Regions from separate parts of the Homo sapiens genome. Here all the other regions are linked to region 1. A link is an interaction called in ENCODE POLR2A ChIA-PET data of the cell type or tissue named here. Cell type or tissue: GM12878. All regions are shown on one strand.

Evidence for each region. ChIA-PET counts read pairs that join two places held together with the same protein. Peaks named below come from ENCODE experiments on the same cell type or tissue, not always from the same donor. Only the 100,000 strongest peaks of a DNase experiment are listed, where the experiment ranks them.
Region 2: POLR2A ChIA-PET joins it to region 1 with 7 read pairs; 5 of 35 experiments call an interaction of 5 or more read pairs at or near these places.
Region 3: POLR2A ChIA-PET joins it to region 1 with 6 read pairs; 2 of 35 experiments call an interaction of 5 or more read pairs at or near these places.

Annotation. Positions count from the first base shown.
Region 1 is chr19:14,367,481-14,372,480 of GRCh38, forward strand. No RefSeq gene overlaps it. Among named protein-coding and RNA genes, the nearest start is that of LINC01841, 6.0 kb to the left of the region's middle. RefSeq lists an enhancer at 3,313-3,382. In GM12878, no CTCF peak of the experiment used is centred here; a DNase peak (open chromatin) is centred at 2,381; H3K4me3 peaks cover 1,101 bases; H3K27ac peaks cover 3,808 bases.
Region 2 is chr19:14,198,666-14,203,665 of GRCh38, forward strand. The region is part of intron 1 of ADGRL1 (adhesion G protein-coupled receptor L1); the gene reads right to left. Among named protein-coding and RNA genes, the nearest start is that of ADGRL1, 5.0 kb to the right of the region's middle. In GM12878, a CTCF peak has its summit at 1,721 (motif pointing right); no DNase peak of the experiment used is centred here.
Region 3 is chr19:13,984,525-13,989,524 of GRCh38, forward strand. All of the region lies in intron 2 of RFX1 (regulatory factor X1), which reads right to left. Among named protein-coding and RNA genes, the nearest start is that of RFX1, 19 kb to the right of the region's middle. RefSeq lists enhancers at 717-1,608, 1,635-1,684, 2,500-3,390. In GM12878, no CTCF peak of the experiment used is centred here; a DNase peak (open chromatin) is centred at 2,087; H3K4me3 peaks cover 1,300 bases; H3K27ac peaks cover 2,568 bases.

The DNA of each region.
Region 1 (5,000 bases):
TAAGTGTACAGTTCAGTTACATTAAGAAAATTGTCAGGCCGGGCGTGGGGGCTCATGCCTGTAATCCCAGCACTTTGGGAGGCTGAGATGGACAGATCACTTGAAGTCAGAAGTTCAAGACCAGCCTGACCAATATGGTGAAACCCCGTCTGTCCTAAAAATACAAAAATTGGCCAGGCACGGTGGTGTGAACCTGTAGTCCCAGCTACTGGGAGGCTGAGACAAGAGAATCACTTGAACCCAGGAGACAGAGGTTGCAGAGAGCCAAGATTGAGCCACTGTACTCCGGCCTGGGCAACAGAGTGAGACTCAGTCTCAAAAAGAAAAGAAAATTCTCAGTTGGGCACAGTGGCTCACACGTGTAATCCCAGCACTTTGGGAGGCTGAGGTGGGCAGATCATCTGAGATCAGGAGTTTGAGACCAGCCTGGCCAACATGGTGACACCCTGGCTGTACTAAAAATACAAAAATTAGCCAGGAATGGTTGTGCACACCTGTAATCCCAGCTACTTGGGAGGCTGAGGCACGAGAATCACTTGAACCCAGGAGGCAGAGGTTGCAGTGAGCCCAGATTGTGCCACTGCACTGCGGCCTGGGCAACAGAGTAAGACCCCGTCTCAAAACAAAACAAAACAAAAACCAGAAAAAATAAATTCTCATAGTTGCCACTGACACCATCATTCATCTCCAGAACTTTTTCATCTTGCAAAACTAAAACTGTATCCACAAAACAACTCCCCGTTCCTCCTCCCTCCAGTTCCTGGAAACCACAATTCTACTTTCTGTTTCTATGAATTTGACAAGTTTAGTTACTTCCTGTAAATGTGATCATACGGTATTTGTTCTTTTGTGGCAGGTTTATTTCACTTAGCATAATGCCCTCAGGGTGCATTCATGTTATATGTACGAGAATTTCCTTCCTCTTTAAGGCTGAGTAATATTCCACTGTATAGATAGACCACATTTTGTTTATCCATTCATCTATCCATGGAGACTGGTTGCTTTCAACTTTTGGCTATTTTAGCTAATGCTGCCGTGAACATAGGTGTACAGATGTCTCTTTGAACTTTGCTTTCAATTCGGGTGTCTATGCAGAAGTAGAATTGATGGATCATATGACAATTCTATGTTTAATTTTTTTTTTTTTTTTGAGATGGAGTCTTGCTCTGTCACCCAGGCTGGAGTGCAGTGGCGCGATCTCCGCTCACTGCAACCTCCACCTCCCGGGTTCAAGCGATTCTCCTGCCTCAGCCTCTCGAGTAGCTGGGATTAGAGGCAGCTGCCACCACACCCGGCTAATCTTTGTATTGTTGTCCAGGCTGGTCTCAAACTCCTGACCTCAAATGGTCCACCCACCTCGGCCTCTCAAAGTGCTGGGATTACAGGCATGAGCCACCATGCCTGGCCTCTATGTTTAATTTTTTTAGGACTCTCCATACTGTTTTCCACAGTGGCTGCACCATTTTACATTGTCACCAGCAGCCCACAATGGTTTCAATTTATGGGGTTTTGTTTTGTTTTGCTTTTTTTTTTTTTTTTTTTTGGACAGGGTCTCACTCTGTTGCCCAGGCTGGAGTGCAATGGTGCAATCATAGCTCACTGCAGCCTTGACCTCCTGGGATCAAGCGATCCTCTTGCCTCGGCCTCCCAAGTAGTTGGGACTACAGGTGCATGCCACCATGCTCAGCTAATTTTTAAATATTTTTAGAAATGAAGTCTTCCTTTGTTGCCCAGGCTGGTCTTGAACTCCTGGCCCAACTGATCCTCTCTCCTTGGCCTCCCAAAGCATTGGGATAACAGTTGTGAGCTACCACTTCTAACCTATTTTCTGTTTTTTTGATAGTAGCCATCCTAATGGGTGTTAGGTAGTATCTCACTGTGGTTTTTATTTGTTTATTCATTTATTTATAGAGATGGAGTCTTGCTATGTTGCCCAGGCTGGTCTCAAACTCCTGGCCTCAAGTGATCCTCCCACCTCGGCCTCCCAAAGTGCTGGAATTACAGGCGTGAGCCACCGCACCTGGCCTGTGGTTTTGATTTGCATTTCCCTAATGATTGGTGACTTTGAGTATCTTTTCATAGGCCTATTGGACATTTGTCTGGCCTGGAATTTTAACAACTCTGTTTCAAAGGAAGCACAGAGTGTGGGTGTCAATCTCCTTGCCAATGTCAGGGCCGCCTGACCTCGTGGATAGCAGGCAGCCCAGAGCTGGCTCCTCGGGCCGGACAGAAGCTGGGCATGAGAGGCTGTCGTGGGAGTGACAATTCCACTAGGGGAATGCCAGATTGCCACTGAACTTTGTCACTAAGACCCACACCAAAGGCCCCAGAAAGCCCCAGTGACACTTTTGCCCCTAGATAGGAGGGTACCGACAGGAAATGCTGTCAGAAAAATGCCTCCTTGTACACTCAAAAATGGCTTTTGCCGTCTGCCCAGAGGGGCCCCTCTCCCCCTGACTCACCGTAGCAGCGCGTGGAGGACAATTTTGGCTGTGACAACGTCACGCCCGCTGCGGGGAGTTGATCTGCAAGCCACAAACGTCATTCATTCCTCTCCACCTCCAGGATTTGGAACATCTCCCCGGACCACAGATTTTTCCTTCAATCAACTTGCTTTTCCTTTAAAAAAAAAAAAAAAACTTAAATGAATTTATTTGGGAAGGAACTTTTATGCCACCACCACAAAAGGAAACAAAAGGAAACCAGGGCCATTTCCATAAGTAGAAAGCAACAGCAAAAGGACCTATATTTGTAGGGGTGGGGGTGAAATTAAACTTGCTTCCTGCTGTCGCCTGGTTGAAGCCTCAAGAGCCGGGACTAGGGTAGGGAGAGGGAGGTGCCCAGGCGTAGAATATAATGAGTCGCTCACTCGCAGGACCCTGGGATCCACAGCCTCACCCTCCAGTGAAGCTCTGGATCAAAGAGACTGCTCTTTTTGTTTAAAAAAAAAAATTGAAAGGAGACAAAAAGGGAAAGAAATAGGCCAGGCGCAGTGGCTCACGCCTGTAATCCCAACAGTTTGGGAGGCAGAGGCGGGAGGATCGCTAGAGCTCAGGAGTCCAAGACCAGCCTGGGCAACATAATGAGACCCCTGTCTCATTATAAAAAAGTAAAGAAAAAAAATGGGGAAGGAAATTAAAAACCGAAAGCGACGACTGAAGTGTTTAGAGGTGTCAGAGATATAGCTGTGAAAAACTCAGACTTCTTTTTTTTTTTTTTTTTTTTTTTGAGACAGAGTTTCGCTCTGTCGCCCAAGCTGGAGAGCAGTGGCGTCATCTCGGCTCACTGCAACCTCTCTGCCTCCCAGGTTCAAGCAATTCTCCTGCCTCAGCCTCCTGAGTAGCTGGGATTACAGGCATGCGCCACCATGCCCGGCTAATTTTTGCACTTTTAGTAGAGGCAGGATTTCACCATGTTGGCCAGACTGGTCTCAAACGCCTGACCTCAAGTAATCCACCTACCTCAGCCTTCCAAAGTGCTAGGATTACAAGCATAAGCCACCATGCCTGGTCTATTTTATTTATGTATTTATTTTATTTTATTTTTTTGAGACAGAGTCTCACTCTGTCACCCTGGCTGCAGTGCAGTGGTGCGATTTCGGCTCACTGCCACCTCTGCCTCCTAGGCTCAAGTGATCCTCCCACCTCTGCCTCCCAAGTTGCTGAGACTACAGGTGCACACTACCATGCCCAGCTAATTTGTGGAGTTTTTGTAGAGATGAGGTCTCGATATGTAGCCCAGGCTGCTCTTGAACTGCTGGACTCAAGCAATCTTCCTGCCTCGGTCTCCCAAAGTGCTGGGAATACAGGCATGAGCCACTGCACCCGGCCTGTTTTTTTTTTTTGTTTTTGTTTTTTTTTTTTATGGAGGTGAGATTGACATGACATAAAATAGACCCTTTTAAAGTGCATGGTTCAGCGCCATTTAGTACATTCACTACGTTGAGCAACCATCACCTCTATCTAGTTCCAGAATGTTTTCAACACCGCAAAAGGAAACCCCGTCCTCATTACCACTCATTCCTCATTCCTCCTCCCCAGCCCCTGGCAACCACCAATCTGTTTTCTGGCTATGAATTTGCCTATTCTGGACATTTCATATAAATGGAATCGTGCACTATGTGACCTTCTGTGTCTGGCTTCTCTCACTCAGTATCATGTTTTCAAGGTTCATCCACCCTGTAGCATGGATCAGAGCCTCGTTCCTTTTTATGGTTGAATTAAAAATCGCTTTTTATGGTAATTGTGAACCGTGCTGCTATGAACATGGGTGTATAAGTATCTGTTTGAGGTCAGGCACAGTGGCTCATGCCTGGAATCCCAGCGCTTTGGGAGGCTGAGGTGGGCAGATCATTTGAGGTCAGGAGTTTGAGACCAGCCTGACCAACACGGTGCAACCCTCTCTCTACTAAAATACAAAAATTAGCCGGGCATGGTGGTGGGTGCCTGTAATCTCAGCTACTCGGGAGGCTGAGGCAGGAGAATCACTTGAACCCAGGAGGTGGAGGTTGCAATGAGCTGAGATCGCGCCACTGCACTCCAGCCTGGACAAGAGTGAGACTCCATCTCAAAAAATAAAATAAACATAAGTATCCATTTGAGTGTCTGCCTTCAGTTTTCTCAGGTGTATACTCAGGAGCAGAATGGCTGGATCACAGGGTCACTCTACACGTAACTTTTTGAGGAGCCGCAAACTGTTTTCTATGCCTGGAAAGAAGTGAAAGGGAGACCTCCATCCAAGGGACAGAGCCCTGGGGATGGGTTGATTCTCACCAATGCTTTCCCATCGCTTCTTTCTGGGACTGGCTGGGACCGTCAGTGCCATCTGTGGCCCTATTTCTCGGGAACCCACAAGCCCACAACAGAAGAGGCCCAGAGGCATGCGGAGGGGTTGACCCGGGTGGGCACCCAGCCTGAATAAGCCCCCTTCCTCCCCTGGCCTTCCCCACCCATCGAAAGTCAAGGGAAGGATTCTGAGACCCCCGTCCTCACAGTGCCCCC
Region 2 (5,000 bases), 170 kb before region 1:
GCTTCTCTCCACATGCAGTTGTGAAACATTTCTCCTTCCTCCCCTTTGAGCCACCATCTTCTGTCTGACCTCAGGGCAGCCCCTCTCTCTCACAGATGCTCCTTCCCCTCCACCATACCCCTCCTCCCCCTCCAGGTTGCAGCTGGGAAGCCCCCTCCTCCGGGAAGCCTTCCCTGACTTGCAACTCTGTTGCGCTCACCATCATGGCACGTCCACACCACAGTGGCCTGTGGTCTGTTTCCACTCCAAAGTGTTCACTGTCCAGCCCCAACCTTTGCACTCTGAGCTCAGCAGAGCAGAGCTGAAAAGAGTTCTAGAAGCTAGGGCCCGAGCAGAGGGCACAGAGGCGGGATCCCCCTGCCTCATCAGATGCTGGCAGGTAAGGGGCAGGGTAAGACCAGGAGACAGGGGCATGGTGCCTAGCAGGGCAGGAGAGAAGAGGCCTCCGGCATAGCGCCCTTAAGTTGCAGGTTCAAATCCAGGCTGTGCGCCGTCATGTCAGCACGACAGGACACCCACGTCACTCCTCTCAATTCTGTCTCTCCACGGGGGAGCTGGGGAACGAGAGCCTCCCAGGGTGGCTGTGGGGGTTAGAAATAATTTTCGGCAATTCCACACATCTTTTTTGGAGCATCTTCTATGTGCCAGACACTGAGGGGCTGGGTACAAAAAAGTCGATTCTATAGCGTACCAGTGTTGTGAAAGAAGATAAAGCCAGGAAAAGTGGCTATGAGTGTGTGTGGGTTTGGGAGTGTGTGTGTTTTTTTTTTTAATCGTATTTTTAGAGACAGGGTCTTACTCTGTTGCCCAGGTTGGAGTGCAGTGGTGGGATCATAGCTCACCACAGCCTCTGAGCTCAAGGGATCCTCCTGCCTCAGCCTCCCAAGTAGCTGGGACCACAGGGCGTGTGCCACCGTGCCCAGCTAATTTTTAATTTTTTTGTAGAAATGGGGGCCTCGTTATGTTTCCCAGGCTGGTCTCAAACTCAAGCGATCCTCCCGCCTCATCCTCCCAAAGTGCTGGGATTACAGGCACGAGCTACTGTGCCCGGCTGTTGCAATTTTATTTTATTTTATTTATTTATTTGAGACAGAGTCTTGCTCTGTCATCCAGGCTGGAGTGCAATGGCGTGATCTTGGCTCACTGCAACCTCTGCCTCCCAGGTTCAAGCGATTCTCCTGACTCAGACTCCTGATTAGCTGGGACTACAGGCACTCACCACCACACCCAGCTAATTTTTGTATTTTTAGTAGAGACAGGGTTTCACCATGTTGGTCAGGCTGGTCTCGATCTCCTGATCTCAGGTGATCCACCCACCTCGGCCTTCCAAAGTGCTGGGATTACAGGCATGAGCCACTGTGCCCGGCTGTTGCAATTTTCAACAGGATGATCAGGAAAGGCCATCTCCCCTGGAGAAGATGACATTTCAGCAAACCCCTGTGAATTTGAGAGAGGAGCACGCAGGTGTTCAGTTCAGGAGAGTTAGAAGAGCATCCTGGGCAGGGTCACAGCCCGTGCAAAGGCCCTGGGGCTGGACCGTGCCTATATGTTTGAATAACGGTGGCAGCTGCATCGAGGAAGCGGGTTGTGAGCTGGTGAGGAGAGTGGGAGGAGGTGAGAGCAGGGAGGTGCCGGGAACAGACTGTGCAGGACTCGCCTTGTACTTTAAACACACAACTGCTCCCCAAATGGGGCCGCCCCTCTGCCCAGCCTTCACTCCCAGAAGCCACTAGGGGGCGTTCTGGGGCAGGGTCGGCCAACCATGGTCAGGCCCCCGCCTGCCTTTGTACAGCTGGTGAGCTAAGAATGGTGTTTACATTTTTAAAGGACTGAAGAGAAGAAGAGAAAAGAGAACAGGCCACAGAACCCGTCTGCGGCCCGCAAAGCTTGCAGGATTTACCATCGGGCTTTCTACAGAAAAGTCAGCCAACCTCTACTCTATTTTATTTACGTATATATTTTTTTGAGACAGGGTCTTGCTCTGTTGCCCAGGCTGGAATGCAGTGGCGCGATCACAGCTCACTGCAGCCTTGACCTCCCAGCTCAAGTGATCCTCCTGCCTCAGCCTCCCGGGTAGCTGGGACGACAGGCGTGCGGCACCATGCCCAACTAATTTTTAAATTTTGTATTCTGTAAAGAAGGGGGTCTCGCTTTGTCGCCCAGGCTGGTCTTGAACTCCTGGACTCAAGTGATCCTCCTGCCTCAGCCTCCCAAAGTGCTGGGATTACAGGCGTGGGCCACTTTTTCCCACTGGCAACCTCTACTCTACAGCCATCACTGCCAACCCAGGACAATTCTGCCCCTGATCCCAGTATGTTTAGCAATGTCTGGAGACTTTCTGAGGTGTTACGACTGTGGGGCTGGAGGTGTCACTGACATCCATCGGGAAGAGGCTAGGGTGGCCTCTGAGCATCCTATAGTACAGAGGACAGCCTCCCACAGAGAATGATGCAGTGCCGAAGTCAGGAGTAATGGAAATCGTCTAGGAAATCCTGTCTGGGAAAGCCAGCCCCGGACCCCTCACCTCCTCAAGGGATAAGAAGGAGAATCCATCTGGCTTCCTGACCTGATCATTTGTGACCTGCAGGGTATTTTTAGCCTCTGAGGGAGGGGCACTGGCTATTCTGAGTTTTTTTGTTTTTTTTTTTTGGCGGGGTGGGGGGGGGCAAGGTTATTTTTGGCCTGGGCATCTATTTATTGAATTTTTATCTCCCCCCAAATTTTGGAACAGGAGACAGTGAAGGCAGGGGCATTTTTTTTTTTTTTTAAGAGTCAGGATCCTGCTTCGTCGCCCAGGCTGGAGTGCACTTGTGCAATCATAGCTCACTGCAGCCTCAAACCTCTGGGCTCAAGCCATCCTCCCACCTCAGCCTCCTGAGCAGCTGAGACTACAGGTACATATTCACGATGCCCAACTATTAAAAAAAAAATTTTAGAAACGAGTCTTGCTATGTTGCCCAGGCTGATCTCAAATTCTTGTCCTCAAGCAATCCTCCCACCTCGGCTTCCCAACATTCTGGGTTTACAGGTGTGAGTCACCACACCTGGGTCAGGTAAGACTTCTTGAACGCACACTGTGGGCCAGTGATGACTGTTGACACCTGGGATTCCCAAAGCAAAGCAAATCACAACATCCTCGCGCGCTTGGATCCTCCTCACAGACACAGACAGTAAACAAACAAGCGCAGAACATCAGGAAATTACAGACTATGTGAAAAGCCGTCCGCTGTACTGAACATCAGGAGGGGTGTGGGAAGCTGAGACTTTGCAGAAGGTGCCTGGGAGTAAACGTTACTGGGGAGGTGATATTTCAAGAGGGTGGGGGAGAAAAAGCCTCGAAAATATCTGGGGAAGGGTCCTCCGTGGCAGAACAGCCAGTGCAAACGCCCCGGGGTAGGATCACACTTAGCACACTGGACGAGCAACGAGGAGGGAGGAGATGGCCCAGAAAGACCATGAAGGGCCAGACCCCAGGACAGTCCAAGCCTGTGGGCTACTGCAGTCAGAGTTTGGGGCTACCCTCGAAAAGAAGACACACATGCCTTCTCCCCAACTCACATGACAGGAGAGTTTTGCTTTTTTGTTTTGGGTTTTTTTTTTTTATTGAGAATGAGTCTCGCTCTGTCGCCCACGCTGGAGTGCAGTGGCACAATCTCGGCTCGCTGCAACCTCCGCCTCCTGGATTCAAGCAATCCTCCCGCCTCAGCCTCCCTGGTAGCTGGGACTACAGGTGCACACCACCACGCCTGGCTAATTTCTGTACTTGTAGTAGAGATGGGGTTTCACCATGTTGGCCAGGCTGGTCTCGAGCCCCTGACCTCAGGTGATCCACCCGCCTCAGCCTCCCAAAGTGCTGGGATTACAGGTATGAGCCACCACGCCCAGCTGATAGGAGAGCTTTGATGGAAACCCCATATGTGTTGCTAGAGTGTGAGCTCCATGAGGACAGGACATGGCCACCACCCCCCATGGCGCCCCCTGCATGGTGCTGGGTGGGGAGGCAAGTGTGTGCAGATTGCATGACAAGGTGCACCCAGCCTTGCTCCAAGAAGTCCTGAGCACACAACTGCAGGTGCACAAAAGATGCAGACAGCCCCATGTGTGCACACAGACAGCTACTCCTTCTTGCAGCCCTGCCTCCCCCAGCATGACCACCCCCTCTGCAAAACACAAACACCAGCACAGGAGGGACCTTTATGAACACCGGATGAGTCTGATGGTCACGTGGCCACATGCACCCTTGGCTAGATCACCATCCAGGCCACACAGGCAGAGGACACCTATGCACAGGTGCAGACAGACAGACAGACATCTGGATTCTGGGGACACCGGGACCCCCTCCATGTTTCTACTTGGCCTCCCACCTCACTCCAGGACCCGTCTCTCCCCTTCCATCAGGGTGCCCAATAGCAACCACTTTGCCCCAAACCCAGCCTGGGAGGAGCTGTCTGTCTTGCCACGGCACCTTCAGGGTCACTGGGGTCAGGGTTTCAGACCCAGGGAACCCCCGCCTCAGGAGCCCCTCCCCCTGCCTCCCCACAGAGGGGCTGGAGGAGGGGAAGTGTCTGGCATCTGGAAATCAGATCCGTGAGAGGAACCCACACAGAAACGAGAGCCTTGTGTGTCCTTGGCCACATGTCTCGCCAGGGAGAAAGGAGGGGGTGGAGGGCAAAGACGATGCTCTGGCGGGGATGGCAGTGCTCCCACTCCTCCCGTTCCTCTTGAGGGGCACCCACTGCCACCCTCCCCACCGAGATGCCTGCGCTGGGGCTGAAGCAACACATGCTCTGCCACCAGCCTGGCAGGGTAGGGAGGACGCAGACGCCCCGAGATGCAAGCGTCACACAGCCTCACATGCAGGTGGAGAGGCCACCCGCCAGGAGCCCAAACTGCTGGATGCAAACACACTCCCGTGCAGCTGAGGCGCCTGTAGGCTCCTCCCCAACGTGCCCACAGGGTCCTCCAAGGCCCCCCAGGAGAAAGGGCTCCCCTGGGCAGGC
Region 3 (5,000 bases), 380 kb before region 1:
GCAGGGGTGCTGGGGGTAGAGGCGAGTGTTCCCAAGAGGCGCTGGCTAGAAGACCCTCACCCCAGCTGGGACACCATCCATCCCATCCCCTCCATGTGACCTGGCATACCCCCAGCAGCTCCAGAGGCCGAGGTGGGGCTGGGGGTGGACATGTACCTGCCCTTCCTCCACCATCAAGGAGCCAAGGTCCCAGGCCCACCTTTCTTGGGGATTTAGAGGGGTTTATCCGACCCCCGGCAGGACTGAAGGGCCACGGGCAAGGAGTTATCACTGCAGACACTAGTGTTGCTTCTGGCACACTAGGTGTTATGTTAGACTCTGGACAGCCAGAGATAGAGCTTTTTTGTTTTTTTGAGACAGGGTTTCGCTCTGTCACCCAGGCTGGAGTGCAGTAGCACGATCTTGGCTCACTGCAACCTCTGTCCCCTGGGGTTCAAGCAATTATCCTGCCTCAGCCTCCCAAGTAGCTGGGACTACACGCATGCACCACCATGTCCGGCTAATTTTTGTATTTTTAATAGGGACTGGGGTCTTGCTATATTGCCCAGGCTGGTCTCGAACTCTTGGACTCAAGCAATCCACCTGCTTCCATCTCCCGAAGTGCCGGAATTACCGGCGTGAGCCACTGTGCCTGGCTGACAGTAAGAGCTTTCCGGGATTTTTTTTTTTTTTTGAGACAGGGTCTCACAGTTGCCCAGGCTGGAGTGCAGTGGCGCAATCTCTGCTCACTGAAATCTCCGCCTCCCGGTTCAAGTGATTCTCCTGCCTCAACCCACTGAGTAGCTAGGACTGCAGGCACCCGCCACCACGCCCAGCTAATTTTTGTGGTTTTAGTAGAGACGGGGTTTTGCCATGTTGGCCAGGCTGCTCTTGAACTCCTGGCTTCAAGTGATCCGCCCGCCTCGGTCTCTCAAAGTGCTGGGATTACAGGCATGAGCCACTGCACCTGGCTGACAGTAAGAGCTTTTATTACCCATTTTCAGACAAGGCAACAGAGACCAGAAGCAAGGAAGTGATCTGTCCAAGGTCAAATGCACCATCCACCGTGCAGGCCATGACGCAGGTTCCCCTCTGGGCCCACACGAACCTCATACCACATATGGAACCGGAGTCACTGGTTCTGCCTGGGCTGCGCCCCAAGGGCAGTGATGTGTGAACTTGGGTATATGGGCACAGGAAGGAAAGTAAGCTGGGGGTCTACGGGGACCCCTCAAAGTCTGAAGTATCCAGACTGGGTCTCGGCTGTCCAGGCAGGGCACAGGAGGGAGAGGGGCCTGGACAGGGCAGGAGGGCTATTCAGGGCAGATGCAAAGGCCAAGTCAAGGGCAGAGCGCAGGAGTGTGTGTTGGGGGCGGGGGTTGCCAGATGTGGGAGGTGTTGGGGGAGGCCTCCGCGTAGCCGCATGTGGGCTGTGGGGCATTTGGTCAATCCCATGCCTGCCTGACCAGCTACCTGTGCAGCCAATTCCACAGGCCCTAATCCCTGTGTTTTGCTGGAATCTTCCCTGGCATCTGCTTTAGGCTTCCCAGCCCTGAGCCATAAGGGAGGAGGCCCTTGCTGAGAGGGCCCCTCCTGGGAGAAACCCGAGACAGCCCCGAGTCATGTGACCGGCACTGCACACCTGGGTCCGTGGGGTCCAAGGACTCAGGCCCAGCCTAAGGGATGGTGTCTCACCCAGGAAGCTCAAGGTGGGCAGGGAGTGGGGGGCTGGCCCCCCACCCTCTCCAGGGCTCAGGGGCTGGTCGCTGAGCAGGACCTACAGCAGGAGGAGGCCTGGGGACCTGCTGAGACCAGGTGGCTGTCTCCAGGAAGCAGCCTTGCCCGTCTCCTGCCTCTGGGGTAGCCCTCAAGGCTGGGACCCCGCCTGCCAGCCCAGGAGGGCGCCAGGGGATGCGCCACGAGGCTAACAGGTGAGCCTGAGTGACTCATGCGGATGAGGGCTTCCTGTGCAGCCATCCCTGTCTGCCTGCGGCCGGGGCAGGGCCCCTCCACCACTGGGTCTGGCCCTCGCTGTGTTTCAGGGAGGAGAAGCCAGGAGGGGAAGTGGGGGGTGGCACTGAGTCTGCGAGCGAGCGTCTGCATCTATCTGCCGGAGATCGCCACTCTGGGCATGCGCAGGAGGCCAGGGAGGCCCCCACTGTCTCAGGAAACGGCGGCCGATTTCCTGTCTCTGAATCTGACACATTAACATCTCTGAGCAGTGGAATGACTCTGACAAGTGGGCACCCATCCTCCCCGGGCCCCGCACTTCCCCATCTAGACCTACTCAAACCTTAAATGAGCTACTTGGGGGAGCCCAGGGGAGGCCCTAGAGGCTGGACTCCTGGCATCCACCCTGGGGGCCTGGCCCCCTTCCCCATAGACAGATGGGGCCACCTGACCCTCTGCCTCCTGCCCCTGGGCTCCCTGGGATGATGTCAGTCAGGGGCTCCTGGAGGGGCCCCTGCTGCCCCCAGTGTCCTCTATCCCTTGTCTGCTCCAACCTCAGTTTCCCCATCTGTGCTTGGGAATGCTGACAAACACACTCCACTTCTCTGTCTGGACACAAGTCTTCTTGGCCCCCCTAGAACTCCAAGTGAGAGAGAAGCAGGGAAGAAGGGCCGGACTCGGCCCCTCCTTCGGGGCGGCCCCTGTTCCCTGCAGGCCGGCTCGGTTTCACCTTCCCAGGAGTGGCTGCCAGAGCCCACAGCACTCTCCTTCCGCCTTGGGTTCTGGGAGAGTCTGATGGCCTCTGAGGACAGGGATTTATGGATCTAGTATTGTTCCTGACCAGGGAAACTTGATCTTCCTTCCTACCACCTCCAAAGTCACCTTTAGGCAGGGCAGGCAGGGACCGGGGCTGGGTGAGCTGTGTCTGGTTTGGTGTCGGCTGGTGTCCAGCCCCAGGCTCCAAGTCTGGGTCCAGGCCCCTCCCTTCCTCTTCCCTGCCACCTCCCTGGGTCCCTGGTCAGCTCCGATTGCTCCTGGCTTGGGAGAAGTCCTAGGTGCCTTGTGGCAGCCTTCACTGGTGTCAGTTACTCCTGCTTCCCCGGCGCTCACGTGGCCCCGGCCACCCTTAGATGAGGAAGGACGCTAACCTGGCAGAGGGTCAGGGAGGAAGGCTGGGGAGTTACTGCAAGGGGTGGGGGAGGGGACAGCTGGCAGGGCACAAGCCAACCTCCTCTTCCTCAGAACAAATCCAGGAAGCATTGCCCAGTGACCCTTCTGGGGACAGGCTGGCACCTGCCAGAATGTGGAGTGGCAGGGAAATGAAATTCCCTGGGACCACTGTGAAAGGCGACTAAGCTACCGCCTGACCAAAGTGAGCCCCAGAGAGTTCTGTGGACAGCAGGGTTGCTACAGCCTGCCCTCATGGGTACAGAGTACCCTCCTGGGAACACTACCAAGATGGGGGAGACAGAGGCCACCTCCCCATGCCTAACAGCTACTTAGAGTCCGGCCTAGCTCTGTCTGACCCAAAGACCATGCCTTGCTCTTGACTTGCTCTTGACTTCTTGCTCTTTTTTTTTTTTTTTTTTTTGAGACAGAGTCTTGCTCTGTTACTCAGGCTGGAGCGCAATGACATGATCTCGACTCACTGCAACCTCCACCTCCCAGGTTCGAGCGATTCTCCTGCCCCAGCCTCCCCAGTAGCTGGTGCTACAGGCACACGCCAACACGCCGGGCTAATTTTTGTATTTTTATTAGAGACGGGGTTTCATCATGTTGGCCAGGCTGGTCTTGAACTCCTGACCTCAGGTGATCCGCCTGCCTCAGCCTCCCAAAGTGCGGGGACTTGGTCTTGACTTTGAAGCACCAGGGCCCCCCTGAGGGAGTGCGGGAAGAGCTGGAGAAGCCAAGGTCAAGAGTGGAAGGACTTGGGGAGTGGTGGAGCCTGGAGCTGTGTGCCCACTCCAGACCCTGGCTCTAGGGAGCCTGGACCCTGAAGCAGGTAAGACCCACACCCAGGGCGTGGATCAGGACCCATCAGACACTCTGGGCGCCAAGCAGAGCCATCCACTGGTGACATGCGAGGCCTCCTGCAAACAGTCAGCCATGCAGGAGCTGATGGGACATGATGGCTGTGCTAGGTGCTCCTCTAGGCTGTTCTGGGTCAGGCTGGTGCTCCTCAGTCATTCCACAGAGACTGAGCACTGACAGAGCCCTGCCTGCAGGTGGGCACCCCCACCATCCCATTATTGTAACTTCAAGTAGTGTTAAGTGTTAAGAAGACCAGCGGGGCGCAGTGGCTCACACCTATAATCCCAGCACTTTGGGAGGCCGAGGCAGGCAGATTACTTGAGGTAAGAAGTTTGAGACCAGCCTGGCCAACATGGCAAAACGCCATCTCTACCAAAAAATACAAAAATTACCCTGGTGTGGTGGTGCGCCCCTGTAATCCCAGCTACTCGGGAGGCTGAGGCAGGAGAATCGCTTGAACCCAGGAGGCAGAGGTTGCAGTGAACTGAGATCGCACCACTGCATCCGGCCTGGGTGACACAGCGAGACTTTGTCTCAAAAACAAACAAACAAGAAGACAGAGAGTGAGCAATGGGGGTAGGGGCAGGGAGGTGTGGAGTCAGAAAGGTAGTGTCTGAGCAGCGACCTAAGGGAGACAAGAGGCAAGCTCCCAGAGGGTCTGGGGCAGGGAGTGCTCCTGGCAGAGGGTACCGAGAGTGCAAAGGTCAGGAGGCAGGACTGAGCCTGGCGGGTTTGTGGAGCTGTAGGAAGGCAAGAGGGGCTGGACCAGGTATGTGAGGGGATGGGTGGAAGTGGGCGAGGCTGGGAGGCTGGCAGGCCAGAGTTGAAGGGGCTTGACATTTGCTAGTAGGGGCACAGGGTGTGTGGAGCATTTTTGCATTTTGTTTTTGTTTTTTTGTTTTTGAGACGGAGTTTCACTCTTGTTGCCCAGGCTGGAGTGCAATGGTGCAGTCTTGGCTCACTGCAACCTCCACCTCCTGGGTTCAAGCGATTCTCCTGCCTCAGCCTCCCAAGTAGCTGGGATTACGGCGCCCACCACC